2 separate regions of the Homo sapiens genome follow, and region 1 is linked to region 2. A link is an interaction called in ENCODE POLR2A ChIA-PET data of the cell type or tissue named here. Cell type or tissue: endothelial cell of umbilical vein. All regions are shown on one strand. Region 1 overlaps IL23R (interleukin 23 receptor). Region 2 overlaps SLC35D1 (solute carrier family 35 member D1).

The links. Peaks named below come from ENCODE experiments on the same cell type or tissue, not always from the same donor. Only the 100,000 strongest peaks of a DNase experiment are listed, where the experiment ranks them.
Region 1: POLR2A ChIA-PET joins it to region 2 with 7 read pairs; 2 of 35 experiments call an interaction of 5 or more read pairs at or near these places.

What each region holds. Positions count from the first base shown.
Region 1 is chr1:67,188,637-67,193,636 of GRCh38, reverse strand. The region is part of intron 4 of IL23R (interleukin 23 receptor); the gene reads right to left. Among named protein-coding and RNA genes, the nearest start is that of IL23R, 25 kb to the right of the region's middle. In endothelial cell of umbilical vein, no CTCF peak of the experiment used is centred here; no DNase peak of the experiment used is centred here; H3K27me3 peaks cover 418 bases.
Region 2 is chr1:67,017,306-67,022,305 of GRCh38, reverse strand. It overlaps SLC35D1 (solute carrier family 35 member D1), which reads left to right. Exons shown (of 12, transcript NM_015139.3): 9 at 704-771; 10 at 1,859-1,937. Among named protein-coding and RNA genes, the nearest start is that of SLC35D1, 34 kb to the left of the region's middle. RefSeq lists an enhancer at 964-1,762. In endothelial cell of umbilical vein, no CTCF peak of the experiment used is centred here; DNase peaks (open chromatin) are centred at 1,805 and 2,365; H3K27ac peaks cover 1,147 bases.

The DNA.
Region 1 (5,000 bases), 170 kb before region 2:
CTATTTCTTTTTTTCATGGGCTAATACATGACAGATGATTTGTGAAGGGAGTTAGTATAATTCATATTTTTCTGATGTTCCCTGAGCACCTAGATATAGTTGTAATTTATAGATTTTCAAAAAACATTGCAGATTTATGTTGATAATGGTAAATAGTGTCTTTCATTCATTTAATCACTCATTCAATAAATATTTATTTAACACTGACTATATTCCAAGTATATTTTTAGATATTGGGGCTACAATGAACAAAACAGATAAAGTCCCAACTGTCATGAAGCACACATTTTGGTGGAAACAAATAAATATAGAATCTGATCTATGTATGGTGAGAAATGTTCAGAAGAAAACTAAAGCGGAGTAAAAAGGTTAGGCAGTTCTGAGAGTAGGGGTGGGTTTTAAGGTTTTTGTTTTTTAGAGAGATGAGGAAAGTCTTATCTGAGAGGGTGACATTAGGGCAATAAGGAAACCCTGTGGCTCTCTGGAGGAAGAGCATTCTAGGTAACATGCAAAGGCCCTGAGGCAGGACCTTGCTTGGCCTGTTCAAAGAGCAGCAAGGAGGTCAGTGAGGTTTTACTAGGAAAGGGATTAAAGACAAAATCAGAGAGTTTTGGAAGAGGGGAAAGTTTAGAAGACTTGCAAGGTCACATAGAGTCCTTGAGGGACTCTGGCTTTGATCTCTGAATGAAATGGGAGGTTCATGAGCAGAAGGGTGACATGGCCTGAGGTGCATGTGAAAAGGATTACTGTGAAAACTCATGAATAAGGGACTCTGGAGGAAGCGAGTGGACCAGTTAGAAGTTCTTATACTCCCAAGTGAGAGATGATCTGGCTTGGATTGCAGTGTAGGTGGTGAGGTCATTTTAAAAGATAGAGCCGGAAGGTTTTGCTGATCAATTAGATGAAGGCCATAATAGAGAGGAATCCAGGAGAATCTACCTGATTTTGACCTGAATAATGCAAAGGATACAGTTGCCATTTACTGAAATGGAAAATGCAAGTCTTGGGAGAGGAAACTGGGTGTTTGGTTTTGAAAATGTTAACTTCAAGATACCTTGAATGACAGGTTAGAAACATGGCAGCTGTATTTGGTGGAGATATTTAGACACAGATATACATTGAGGAATTTTAAACCACAAATTTGAAGGCTATCCTTTAGGTAATGACTGTAAATAGAGATAATAAAAGGTCCTAGGTGTGAAAGTTGCACATACCAGGATGAAATCACTTTTGTCAGACCCAGACAAAATAGGGCAAGAAAGGCCTGAAGGAGAAGAGGCCCATGCTTACATGTCTGAGATAAGAACTGTTCCCAAGGACTTTCTAAAAACCTTTCAGTCATCCCCTGCTTTGATAAGGTTTATCACTAGACATCCTTTAGGACTGCAGTAATCCAGATAAGATGTTTTTGGAAGACCGCTTACCCAGTAATACATCTCCACTTATTAATTGACAATCACTCTGGCTTTGAGCCTCTGGAACTAATGAACTCTGTTCCTAAATAGCTCACATATATTCCTTTTTGGTAATAAAAGCTTCCCTTTATCCTTTCCCTCACCAAATGCACTGCTGGCTTGCCATGTCATGCATTCTGTATTATACTCCTTATTTATATTCTCAAGTAAACCCAACAAATTTGAAGATAATCTTCCCTAGTGTCTTTTTTTAGGCTGACAAAATATAGAGCTCTGGGTCACTATGAATTTATCTGAAATGAAGATGAATCAGCAAAAGAGACTGAGATAAAGTTTCCAGGAAGGTGGGAGGAGCAGCAAAAGGGAGTCCTGTCCTGGAAGCCAAATGGAGGAAGTGAAGAGCTACATTAAATGCTCGGATAGTAAATGTTTCATAAGTAAGATAAAGACTGAGAATAAGCCATTCAATCTGGCAATGGGGAAATCATCAGTGACTTTGACAGGAGCTGTTTCAGTGGAGTGGTGAGGACATAAAACATGACTAAACTAGATAAAAGAGAAGAGAGAAAATAGAGACAGACAGTGCAGACAACTCTTTTGATTTTTTTTCATAAAAAGAAACAGAGAAATTGGGTGGTAGAGGTCAGGAACAAAGGGAGGGTTATATTTTTCAAAAGGGCAAAGGCTACAGCATGCTTAAAAGCCAATGGGAATGATCCAGTAAAGACAGAGACAATGACAATGCAGAAGGAAGAGAGGAAAGTTTTGGAGCAGTGTCCTCCAGTAGGCAGGCAGGATAAGATCTAGTACCCAAGTGGAGAGTTGACCTTAGGGCAATGGTAATTCATCCATAGCAATAGCAGGAAAGATCAACTATATGGGTACAGATGTCAATGCATTAGTCAATGAGGGAGGCTGTGGTATTTCTCATTGCTTCTGTTTTCTCAGGAAAGTAGGAAGCAGGTCTTCAATAGAGAGTGAGGAAGGGAAGATACTAGAGAGGAGAGATGACAGAAAAAGTAATGAAGCAATGACCTGGCTTAGCAAGACAGTGACTTGGCTAGTGAAATGTAGTAGGATTACTGTGTGGCTCTCCGGGCCCAGTTGAGGTTAGTGGTCATGAATATAAAGCAGTATCAGTCAGCAAGGTTCTGTTTGTCTCCAGCCACAATTAGCTCTCTGGGCTCATAATCAGTGAGGAAATGGATTCTAAAATATAAACTACATTTTGAGTCCTAAAGGAATTACTGAAACCTAACGTAGCCTTAAAAATAGTATTTGGAATCACACCTAAGAACTCTTTCTGGTTATTAAAAATATGCATGTAGAGAAGCTGTGGCAAAAACAAACAGGCCTTATGAATTAGCAGAGTAGGCCGCTGAATTTAAGGGCTCTAACATGATACTGCATCTGAAAACATTTGCCTTATTGGTCTTCTACGGTGCGTGAAAATCCCAACATTGATGTTATTCTAAACTGTTTATGAGCTTGTCATGCACAGAGATGATCTCTTTTTTTTAAATATCTACAGTTTAATACAATTCCAGGAAACCATCAAATGCTAAATAAATATTTGCTAAGATGACTTGAATGGAACAGAATGCAGGGCTATCATTCATGCATTTTTATTCAACAAATATTTATGGAGTAGAATACACTGAGCCAGACATTACCAGTGTTTCCAAGATAAATAAAAAATATATTTACATGAAATTGCTGAAGATAGTGGGACTACAGTAGGGAGATGGTTATTAGCACTGGTTTTGTTTTTTTTTTGGTTTTTTTTTTTCCCTATCATTACCCTTTGAAACAGCAAAATACAGGAGGTAAAAGAAGGTATGTGAACAGCCAGGAGGCTCTGTCTGGTGAGGCCACCGCAAAGGAGCTGGGAAGAAAGAAAGCTCTTGAAGCAAAACAGACAAAATTCTACTTTACAACTTCACCCCAACATGAGGAGGCCTGTGATGGCACCTATGTTGCCATAGGGGAAACACTGCCTTTCTGCAACTGGAGAAATGAGTAGGTGGTCTCAGGTAAAAAGCTTCTCTCTACATGTGATTTTACTGGAAAACTGAACCACATGAGTTAGAAGTGAAACCTTGCACATGCTGATCTCTGCCTAGTTACCAATGTGGAAAATACCCTAATAACTGAACGTTTAGAAGAGCTCCTTTAAACATAATACTACCTCGACCACAACATTCATTATAAGTCAGCTTTCTCCTTGAGGGAAAGATTTTTTCTGGTAGTTAGGGAAATTGACTTGCTCTTTTCTTTCTTTTTTTTTGAGACAGGGTCTGGCTAAGTCGCCCAGGCTGGAGTACAGTGGCTCACTGCAACCTCTGCCTCCTGGGTTCAAGCCATCTTCCCAAGTAGCTTGGACTCCAGGCACCCGCCAACACGCCTGGCTAGTTTTTGTATTTTTTGTAGAAATTTTTATATTTTTTGTATTTTTCGCCATGTTGCCCAGGTTGGTCTCAAACTCCTGAGCTCAAGCAATCCACCTGCCTCAGCCTCCCAAAGTGCTGGGATTACAGGCATGAGCCACTGCGCCCAGCCCTCTTCTCTAATTTTTTTCAACTCATTAGTTTGTTTGTAACTAATCATTAGATAAATAGGTGTTTGTTTCCTTTTCTGACCTGTCTATATTTATAAGTTAGTCCTTTGACTTTTCTAGAGGAGAACATTCACTTTTATTCTAACCTTTTATATCTTTTATGTCCTGTTTAGAATGTAATAAAATCCCATTAATCTGGCCTCCATCAATTCAGAACTTGGTTAGGTTTATCAGAGTTTGGTTATAGTTTATTGTTGGATTTTAAGAAAGAAGATGGGAAAAATAATTTATAAAATATATATGACCTTATATTATTACTTAACTAGACAGTGAAGGGGAGATTCAGGAAATGTCTATTTCTAGTTATCAACTAGAATAATTACTCAACAAATATTTATTGAGCATTTACTATGTGTCAGGCCCCATTCTAGATTCAATCAACATAGCAATGAAAAAATCAAACAAAAATTCTTGCCCACATTAAGCCTACATTCTAGTTTGAATGAATAAATGTACTATTGACATACAAAAAATAAGTCTTTCTATTAGAGCACATGCAACATCTCTTTCTAGATTTTTCCAAAATTATTGTATTACTTAAAAATATATGAATAAAATTATCTATAATATCCTATAAATAATAATTTTTATGGCTTTACATTAATATTTCCCTCAATCAAATCGGTCAGGTTTCCCTTAGGCCATAATATTATAATATCCTTTGCTATAGTCTGAATATTAGTGTACCCTCAAAATTTACATGTTGAAACTTAAACCCCAATGTAATAGTATTAAGAGGTGGGGCCTTTAGAAAGTGGTTAAGTCATGAGGGCTTTTCCCTCATGAATCAATTTAGTGCCCCTATAAAAGAGGTTGAAGGGAGCTGCCTGGCCCCTTCTACTATGTGAGAACATATAGAAGTCACCATCTATGAAGAACAGACCTTCAAAATCTGTTGACACTTGATCTGGGACTTCCTAGCCTCCAGAACTGTGAGCAACGAATTTCTGTTTTTTACAAATTACGCA
Region 2 (5,000 bases):
CAGAGATAAAAAGGTGGAATGTTTGTCACATTTGCTTATCAAACTCCTATTGCAAAAACAACTAGGTACTTGAGAATCCATTCCTCTTGGACAAGAGATGAGATGATCAGTGTACCCTTTCATTTCTCTTTATTCCTTTCCTTTTGGCTTAACACAGACAACAACAACAACACAAAATACCTTGTTTTTAGAATGAACCGTTTTAAAACAGTAATTCTCCTTGAATAGACCTCAGCTGAATTTGTATAACTAAGGCTGTATTTAAGCTTTCACATGTTACAGAAAGGAAACATGTTTTAATGTTTGAGAAAGCCTTTAGTACTAGCACATTAATAGCCATCTGAAAGAACTGAGATTAGCCAAATGTGGCTTGTGCCTTCAAGGAAATACCAGTTTCTTTGCACCAATAGTGAGAAGTATAAAATCCCCACGTTACATTTTGGATGGGAGAAAATCTTATGAAACTACTTACTAGTTCAACTCTGTATACATGAAATCTTTGAACATCACTCTCTATCCTTGGAGTAATTCAGGGAAACATATACCTGTGTGTGTGTGTGTGTGTGTGTGTGTGTGTGTGTCTGTGTCTGTGTCTGTGTCTGTGTCTGTGTTGGAGGCAGACTCGTAGAAGGATTTACATTAAAACGGGATAGCTGATTTTGAAGGCCTGGTCTAAAATTTAATGCTTTCTTGTGTGTTGCAGGCTGTGGAGTTTGAAGGCTGGGCTGACACCCTCTTTCTTCTGCAGTTCACCCTCTCCTGTGTGATGGGGTAAGCCTTTGTTACCTTGTTAGCAGATAGTTTTCCTAAAGAAATAGGTTAGAGAAATTTGCATGCCTCTTTTCTCAATATCTTTAGGTCTCCTGAGTGTGTCAGCCTAGGATAATTAAGCCTCCAGATTCAGGTGGTTTCATAGCTCTTGGGAATGTGCTCTTAGGGCTACTGAATTGATACCTTAGAAGGATGAAGAAAAGAAAAAATTTACCTGATAACCTGCTGTTTAGTAAGCACCATTATATTTCAACATGCATTATATAGTTTTATCTCTATACTGACCATTTGACAGATAGAACTTTAGTAAATTGTCTAAATTTGCGCACTTTGTAGGTGGCAGTGGCAGCATTTGAATTTGGGGCAGTTTGACCCCTCTTTACCATGTTTTCTTCCTCATAGGAGAGAATATGTAGAGGTTAAGAGGATACCTGCAAACGTGCCTCTTATCCTCATGTCCATATTTCTCTAATGTGTTTTTTTTCCTCAGCCAGTCAGTTTAGTTGCTATTTGTGACTGGATCTGGCACACAGTGAGCAGGTGCTTCAAAATAAAGTTGACCTGATGCCTTGGTACTTAAGCTGAGAAGCCTCAGTGTAAATCAGAGAGTTCCAACTGCTGCCACTTAGTTGTTAAGTGAACCTGTATCCCCTCTTAAAGTAGTTTTAATTTGGTTTTCTTCAATATTTAAGGATCTCTCTTGTCTTCGTCTGGCCCAGAGGACATGTTGTCCTTATGGAAGGTGCACAACTGCATTTTAGGGTCTGTGAGCTCTGAGCTTTCTGTCTGGCTGGCTTAGGTGTATTAGTAGGAAGCATGATCTATAAAAATAGTCATGATTGTAAGAGATGGTTCAGGGTTTTGATGAGGGCAGCAAAGAAAAACTCTTGGTAAGGAGATGAATGTGTTTCTATTTAGTGAAATTTTAAAAATTCTGAAGCTGCAGTATAAGAAGCAGTGAGGTGGGGAAAATTCATAGCTGGTCAGTGACTAGAATGTGCTGGCTTGGCCAACACTGATTGTTTATCTTGGCTAGAGATTAGTATAAAGTGAGAAACTGGATTTTATACCTCTTTCTTCATTCTAGGTTTATCTTAATGTACGCCACAGTACTCTGCACGCAGTATAATTCTGCTCTTACAACTACAATAGTTGGCTGTATTAAGGTAAGTAGAAAAATACTGTTAGCTTTTGGTACCTGCATTATTTGAAAATTGTTCCTTTAAGATAAGAGTCTGTTGATGGCCTTAAGACCCAAATCGTTATTTCCTCACATACTGTCTTAGTTTGACAAATTGTGGTGATAGTTTCTGAAATATTCTTTAAGAATGCAGGGAGGGCATAGTCTCTACTTGGAGGCAGCTTAGCTCTGAAGAGCATGGGAAAAGGAAAATGTATTATCTGAATAGAGGAAGGAATAGAATTAGGTCTATTTCTGACAGGGCAGATTAATAGCTTGGTAGTGATAAGCCTGTCCCTTTAACCCCTAATGAGAACTGCTGTGTTCTCTGCCTCACTGAGGTCTGGCTGTTTTGTAGGGAAAGTATGCTGGCCAGAAGCTAATTGGGGGGGTTTTCCTATGCCTGAGCCAAACCTTAAATGGCTCACTTTTGAAAGCTGTGTCTGACATTTCCAATGATCTCATTTCCTCCTGATCCATTTTATTTGAGGCAGACTAATTTGTCTTCAGCCAGGAGAGCCAAGTTGACTTGAATATTGAGCTAAAGTTGGTGGCTTGAAGCCTGAGGCCTCTTTCATCTGACTTTGTGATTCTAGTGCTTTATGATTCAAGAGGCCACAGCTTGTCTGAATTCCAAATGAATTAGCCAAGTGGGCCTGCTTCCTTAAAAAGGCAAAACCCAGAGAGGTAGGTCCTTAACGTTTGGGGAAAAGAGGGCCATTACCCTTGTGACTTCCTTTCTGATGCCCCATTACTCAGTAGTGAGGGAAGAGATTTCAGAGGTCAAGTTTTTACTGCTCTGCTGTTTATCTTTGTAGTCTCAATAGAGTGGTGCCCACCTGATCTCAGTTTAGAGACTAGATTGGGTTAAAATCCAGAAAGTCTGTGGTTTCAAATCATGAAATTGAACTGTTTGCTGTGAATAGAATTCCAAATTAAGCTGTAACAGGTCAATTTGTGTGAATTCCTTTAGAAAGCTAGAGACAATCTATATGCCAGGGATTGGGCTGGCTGAGACAGTTTTAGGCCCCTCCCCCAAATTAGCTCTAGGTATGTTTTGGTTTTGTAAAGTGAATGCCTCAAGGGCAAAGTGGATGGCTTTCGTCTTCAGCATAAGAGTAGCGAGAATGTGAGAAATAGGCCATGTTTTTAGTTAAGGAGACGGATGATGCCGGAAAGCCTATGTTTAATTTTAATAAGTAAACCTATTTGCCTGGGATTTCTTAGTGTACTTTATCATTATCAACATGGGATACAAATAAAGTCATTCTTGCTTATATAAGGTTTATACTTTCCTTTTGATATATGTTTCTCCTCACAGTAGTCCAAGAACTCCATGGATTTACTCATTCCAGGGTGATTAATTTTACTTACAAACTCCACAGGGAGGCAAAAACTGAATTGTCTGATTAGTTCACTACTGTTCTTGCTTCATACTGGTGCAGGGTATCACTGTTGAAGGATGGCTTGCACATGCAGACAGATGGGAATCTGCTGATACCCTTGCAGGGTCGAAGTCTCACAGGATACAGTGCAGCTTCTGTCATTAGCATCCCAGTTATAACCCATTTAGCTCAGCCATTCCTCCTACAAGAGGCTTTAAGCTTCCTTCTGTGCTTGAGAATCCCCTGCAAATCCTTCGGTCAGCATTCCTTTTTCTCTTCAGCATGGTGGGAAAATCACTTAGGATAACTCATTGAAAGTAGAAATTCCAAGGCCTACCCAGATAGACTCAGTCAGAATCTCTAGAGTAAAGCTTAGAAATGTTTATGTTTAACAGGGTTTCCAGGCAATTGTCGGGTATACTAAAGTTTGAGAATTGCAGTCTTAGTTTTGAGCTATCATGACTCTTCTGTGCTTCTTGATAATTTCTTTTTTGAAGACGTTGGTGTCTTTTCTTGATAGCCAGCCTTGCTTAGGATACCCTAATATATACCTACAGGTTTTCCAACTTCTGATTTTGAGCAGCATGGGTTGGATTCTCTGTCACCTTCATTTCTGAAGTTCCTTGGGCAACTTACATAAATTAATCCACCTCCCTGGATCCCTGTATTCAAATGACGTCCTGTTATACACTTTCCTAAGTTGCCTGCTAGCCTTGTTGTTACATGATACTTAATTTTATTTTTTCCCTTCAAATAATAGGAAAATCCTTTCTAAGGCAACCTCCTGTCTTCATCCTTAGGCCTAGAAGAGGCTGACATAATTTTGAAGGTTCTCTCAAAGGGCGTTTTATTAGAAAAATAATTTTGAAGTTTCTTTTTGGCCTTTTTCAATGTATCAATTTACTTTGTGTCTCATAGGCCTAATCTAGAGGCCTGTGAGAAATAAGTCAGATAAATATATTTTGGGGTAAAATATTTTAATTTCCTTCAGTCCTCACTTTAAAACTTCATAAAGTTTTATATATTAAAAGCCATTTGGGCCAGAGGTCATCAGAGATAGACAAAGAAGTGAAAAAACAAATCTAGATAAGCAGAAAAGAGTAAATTTAAATGTATTGCCCCATATCTTTTTTAGTCATAGTCCTAAGAATGGATTAAACATTTGTGTCCCATTTTAGAAGGTGGCATTGTAGGTACACTAGGCCTCTGTGTATGATGAAGGGAAACAGATCTTTAATAAGAGATGTTTTTGTGGAAACAGAAGAAAAAACCAAGGTTAATGTCTGGAGTAGTGTATAGAGTTTTTTAGAGTCCTTGAGGTATCTTCAGATTGCAGTGGCAATCTGACAGATTTTACTGGATTATAGTTCAAATCAGCATTGAAGTGAACTTTCTGAGTATTCTATACATCAGTAGGCATGAAGGCTGTTTGTATTTAACTTCTGATTTTTCCTGAAGTTTACGTTGTCTAGTTTCAGTTTGTAGGGCTTTAAGAAAAGCACAGTTTCAACTTTCAGTGGCTTAAAGTCAAAAATGGAAGAAAAATTTGAAAATGTTAGTTTGGAAACTTGTAGCCAGGAAAGAATTCAGGTTTTAGTCTAAATATTAGAGAAGTAATAACAACAATAACAATTAATGAGGCTAGAATCTAATTTAAACAGATG